Regions from separate parts of the Homo sapiens genome. Here region 1 is linked to region 2. Evidence: read pairs that join two places in POLR2A ChIA-PET (ENCODE). Cell type or tissue: PC-9. All regions are shown on one strand. Links, peaks and the distances in the headings refer to the core of each region. The heading gives the core; the rest is flanking DNA.

Region 1 (2,927 bases), core at 289-2,788, 58 kb before region 2:
ATGAGCCACCGTGTCTGGACTTTTGTTTTTTATATTAGTGTTCTATGTAACATTTGGTATGAAATAAAGTTTGAAAACCCCTACACAAGATTATTTACTTGCTCTCAAGCAGTCCTCAAAATTCTGTGGTTTTAAGTACAGATGGAAGATATTACTGTGGACTTTCTTTAATGCACAGTCTTTACTTTGTCAACAGGAATGTTTCCCAAAGTACATTCTTTGGAACTCTGTTTGGTGTTAATAGAAAAAAGGGGGAGGGGGCTATTATGTAGACAAATATGTCTCATAAAATCTTCATCGCAGGACTTAGTCCAATGTGATGGGATCCCTTAAACGCTTTTCCCCATATTTCTTTGCACTTTATGTTTTTGATCTGATTTCCACTGAGCTCCATCTTCCCACACTTTTCCACTATGATCCCAGGAAGCTGGAAGTTAGGACTTCTACTTGCGAATTTGGATGCTGGATGGGGGACCACAATTCAGTCCATGCCAGGAGTCATTTGTTACTGGGACATAGCCTAGTGTCTCCTCATATACCATCTACCTGCTTGCAGACACCAATATTTGGATGTAATATATATATTTGGATACCAATATATTAGCAAGTCCTGTAATATTTATCTTTTAAAGATCTCTATAAAATGTTCAGCATCGGCTGGGTGCGGTGGCTCACACCTGTAATCCCAGCACTTTGGGAGGCCAAGGTGGGCAGATAACCTGAGGTCAGGAATTTGACACCAGCCTGGCCAACATGACAAAACCCTGTCTCTACTAAAAATACAAAAAATTAGCCAGGAGTGGTGGTGGGTGCCTGTAATCCCAGCTACTCAGGAGGCTGAGGCAGGAGAATCACTTGAACCTGGAAGGCAGAGGTTGCAGTGTGCTGAGATCACGCCACTGCACTCCAGCCTGGGGAATAGAGCAAGACTCTGTCAATAAATAAATAAATAAATAAATAAATATCCTTTTCAGTGGGAACTTCCAGATCCCTGGTGAACACTGCTCTCTTGAGTATTGAGAATAGATTTGAAAAGAGTGAGGAAAGAAAAAACAAAAAAACAAAAAAACAGTGCATCAAGTATAAGCCTGATTACTTCTCCAAAGTGGGCTGGACAGATTCCATGTCAGATCACCGGGGTAGGGCTTCCCGGTATGCTAACAGGCTGTGGCACCTCAGACTATGTCAATAGAAGAACTTCAGGATTCCAACAGCCACCTGGCAACACTAGTGTTTTCTCTGGAGTAATCTGATCCTGCCATAACATAAGTAAGTAGCAACAATAACTAAAGCCAATGCAGATACAAAGACTCCAGAAGGAAACACAGCAAAATGTTAACTATTGTTTTCTCTAAGAAGTAGAACTAAGAAGGAGTTTTGCTTCTTTTGTTTGTAAAACTTTCTGAATTGTATGACTTTTTTCTTTTTCTTTTCTTTTTTGTTTTTTTGAACAATAATAGGTTTCTGTTTTAAATCAGACAAATAAAAGTGTCTCAAATTTGGAAGGCAACCACTGTCACCCAACTCAATACAGAGAATGGGTAATATGATATTTAGCTTAACCAGAAAGAAAATTTCTTGATTAGCTGGTAAATAAAAACAAAATAGAAAAGTGGGCATTAATATTCCCATTTTACTAGCATTGATTATTAGATTGCTGTGTTTATTACAAGGCTGTACACTATAAGCTTACCACGGATATACTGAAAAGTTTCTATGGCTTCAAGGTACAGAACATCTGACTAAAATGGCTTAAATCATAGAGGTTTATTCTTACATAACCAGAATGTGCAGGTAAGTAGCACTAGCTTCAGCTTCTCTGCTATTCTTTTGGCCTGTCCTCATGGCCTCAAGATAGCTGTTGTAGTTCCAAGCCTCATGCTTTTGTCAGGGAAAAAAGCAGGAAGAAGGGGAGACCTTCTACGTTATTGAAGAAGAAAATCGTTCCTAGAAGCTTTCCTACCACATTCCTCTCAGTTCTCATTAGCCAGAATTGGGTCACTTGCCCATTCTCTGACAGCAAGGGATGCTGGGAAACAATATTTGGCATCTTCCATCTGTGGTAAAAAGCAGTCTCTTCCCACTAAGGGGCATCATGAGCACAAAGAGCAGATAACTTGGAGGAGAGAATCCAGAGATAAATATATCCAGAAATATTAAGTCCTTTATAAAATCTTTTATAAGCATCTGAAATTTCTTAGCTTGAGTAAAAGAAAACTAAAGATCAGATTAATAACATGCTTCAACAGTATGACATTTTTATGTCACAGTTATCTGCTCACTATCTATCCTATGCAAAGGATGATTCTCAATGCTTTAAAAAAGTATGAAAGTGTGATAAGGGGAGGAAAAGTACCTACTACATGCTTACTCTAAGTCAGGCACTGTAGTAGGTGATTTAAATATATTATTTCAATTACTCCTTTAAGAGAGCTACTGGATTTATTTTATAGATGAGGAAATGGAAGCTTCAGGGAAATAGAGCATTTTTGCCACTTTCCCTTTCTGGGACTTTACACCTCATACCAATTCTACAGTTAGCAAGACCTCTTCTAGGAAAAAACAACAACAACAACAACGACAACCAGATTACACAGGTATACACAGAATATGACTAAGTAAAACCGTGAGTTTATGCATTGATAAAAGATAGCGGAGGTAAATATGAATGATCTCAAAGCTGGTTAGGCTTTGATTATTTTCCCTTTAAATTTTCCTAATCCAGGCTGGGCACGGTGGCTCATGCCTGTAATCCCAGCATTTTGGGAGGCTGAGACGGGCAGATCACTTGAGGTCAGGAGTTTGAGACCAGCCTGGCCAACATGGTGAAACCCTGTCTCTACTAAAAATACCAACAAACAAAAAATCAGCTGGGCATTGTGGCACACACCGGTAATCCCAGCTGCTCGGGAGGCTGAGGCAGGAGA
Region 2 (2,927 bases), core at 172-2,671:
TCTCCAGTGTGTTTTGGGGGTATGTTTGGAAAGGGTGGAAATTTTCATTAAAAAGTAAAAAAAAAAAAAAAAAATAGCAACTACATCAATAATAATAGCTAATTTTTATTATTTATTTCCCGTGTTAGACACTGTGGGAAAATTGCTACCTGCATTATCAGTACTGCTTTCATGATGGTTAATTTTATGTGTATATTTGGCTAAGCCGTGGTGCCCAAATATTTGGTCAAACACATCTGAATGTTGCTGGAAGGTATTCTTTAGATGACATTAACATTCAAATCAGTAGACTTTGAGTAACAAACATGGGTTCACCTCTACAACGTGTGTTGGCCTCATCTACAGTTGAAGGCCTTAGGAAAAAGACTGATCTACCCCTAGGTAGAACTGCAACATCTGTTCTTCCATGAGTCTCCAGCCAGCTGGACTACCCTGTAGAGCTTGGACTTTTCCAGCCCCATGATCATGAGAGTCAATTCCCTAATATAAATCTCTCTCTGTCTCTCTCTGCCTCTCTCTATGTCCTCTCTCTCTCTCTTTTCATGTGTATATACACACACACTATATATATACATTCTTTCGATTCTCTAGAGAAATCTAAAACACACTTCAATAGCCCTATGATGAAGATAATATTATTGTTTTCATTTAGAAATGAGAAAACAGAGCCACAAATAGGTCAATAATTTAACTTTCCAAGGTCATTTATCTAGTGTGTGGAGAAACCAAGACTTGAATCAAAGTCTATTTGACCATAAAAGTAATGATCTTATCTACAGTAAGCTAGGAAAAAATGAATTATTAAATGAATGAATCAAACACTAAATGATACTGGCTAATTCTTCATGTCAACTTCATAAGTAGTTAAAAGTAATATTTCTAAATGCTGTAATGATTCACAATCTTCTATCCAAAATACATCTACAAAAAATCATCTAGTCACTCAATCTGTTGTTTTACTGATGAGAAAACTGAGGCACACTGTTGCTATCCAGTTAGTGAGTTTCTTGAGAGTTATAAAATCCAGGTCTCTTGAGGGTCAATACTAGAATCTTTCTATTCTAGTATTGAATAGAATCACGACCTCTTGCATAATAACATTTGGTCATCAACTCCAATTTTCTATGAGAAATCGATGATGTAAGCAAATGTTCCTGGAGCAGGATCCTGGGGCCACCATGCTGCTCAAATCCAGGGAGCACCATTTCTTCTCTTCTCTCCAAAAACTACCAAACCAGAGTTCTAATACATGAGAATTCCAACATAGCCAAGGCATCCCTCAAACCACAGTATGGTTTAACATCTGGGGCAAAATAATGTCATAAAAAGGAAGAAACTTCACAATACCAAATTAGACTCACTGAATTCTTCAGCCACAGTTGATAGCTTCCCTTGTTCATTTTCCACAGACCTTAGAACAGAACTCTAAAATTTTATCCATCACAAAGGCTTTTCATCTTTTGTTGACCATTAGGGTAATGGTGCTTAATGGTGCCTGTGACATTTTCAGTCTTCACAAAATATACACTCAGTGAATATTGATTCAACAAATGCCTATTCAGAAATGATGGCTGAGACTATTTGACTGATGGAGATTTCAATACAGTAGGTAGTTTCACCTTAACTCCCCAAACGTTTTTTTTCTCTCACAGCCATCAATATGAGTGCCTTAAAGCTGCCCAAATATTAAAGAGAGCTCATGGAGATATGCCAGGAGGAGCATCTTCCCTGCCTTCTAGAAAAACACGTTGCAATATTTTCTTCCTTGATTATTCATTACAGTGTTCATTTCTATAGTATAATGAGATCTCTGGTCTTTGTGTTTAAGAGATAATGAATGAAGAAAATCAGACTACATATTGTAGACTATATATTATTCTAATATGTAGGCTAATTTACATGACTTGTTATTGCCCCAATAACAATGTTATTAGAAATGGAAATAAACTGAAGTGGCTTATGCCTGTTGACTCACAGTAAAAAAAAAAAAAAAAAGAGAGATAATGTAAGTGTGGTGGGAACAATAAGATGCAGTTACAAGAAGAGGAAAACTGATAGCAGTTTAAACTCTCTGGGAAGAGAAACAGGAACTATCTCAGGGGAAATTTTATCTTTCCTTTAGAAAGATGCTTCCATGTTTCTGTTGGTGGTGAAAGAGAGGGCCCAGACTAGCAGAGTTGGAGATATTGCGTAAAAAAGAGGCTCAATTCCTCTCCATGATAACATAATAGTGAAATCCAGATGGGACCCTGGTACTCTGAGAGAAATAATTGGGGCAAAGGCTCACAACAGAAATGATCGGTTCCCAGCCTGAGTAACATGGCAAAAGCCCATCTCTATGCAAAATACAAAAATTAGCCAGGTGTGGTTGTGCCCACCTGTAGTCCTAGCTACTCAGGAGGCTGAGATGGGAGGAATGCTTGAGGCCAGGAGGTCAAGGTTGCAGTGAACCATGATCGTGTGACTGCACTCCAGCCCGGGTGACAGAGCGAGACCCTGAAAAAAAAGAAAAAGAAAGAGAGAAAGAAAGGAAGGAAGGAAGGAAGGAAGGAAGGAAGGAAGGAAGGAAGGAAGGAAGGGAGAAATGATAGATCCCAACACATAGCCAACATAGCAGTTGACAGAGATATGAAAAGTGGCAGCCTGAAAGAGATTCTCTCTGTCAGAGAAGGGCAAGGATTTTAAGACCAGTGATGTCCACTCTCCACTGTTGGTTGTTTCTTATCCTGAGGTACAATTCATCTCCATTATCCCTACTCTTAATAAAACCTGAAGCACACAGAGTATGGTGATAGTTGTGCTTCAGGGCCTGATGGAGAGGGAATGAAAGAACATGGAAACACAGAGCTGCCCAGAAGCAAGCAGAGGGCATGAAGGGGAGGCCAGAACATCCGCTCAGAAGGAAATGTGAGTGCATCACCCTGCTA

Evidence for each region. ChIA-PET counts read pairs that join two places held together with the same protein. Peaks named below come from ENCODE experiments on the same cell type or tissue, not always from the same donor. Only the 100,000 strongest peaks of a DNase experiment are listed, where the experiment ranks them.
Region 1: POLR2A ChIA-PET joins it to region 2 with 8 read pairs; 2 of 35 experiments call an interaction of 5 or more read pairs at or near these places.

The regions. Positions count from the first base shown.
Region 1 is chr9:78,165,820-78,168,746 of GRCh38, reverse strand. No RefSeq gene overlaps it. Among named protein-coding and RNA genes, the nearest start is that of CEP78, 69 kb to the left of the region's middle. In PC-9, for the core only: no CTCF peak of the experiment used is centred there; a DNase peak (open chromatin) is centred at 1,246.
Region 2 is chr9:78,107,483-78,110,409 of GRCh38, reverse strand. No RefSeq gene overlaps it. Among named protein-coding and RNA genes, the nearest start is that of GNAQ, 77 kb to the right of the region's middle. In PC-9, for the core only: no CTCF peak of the experiment used is centred there; no DNase peak of the experiment used is centred there.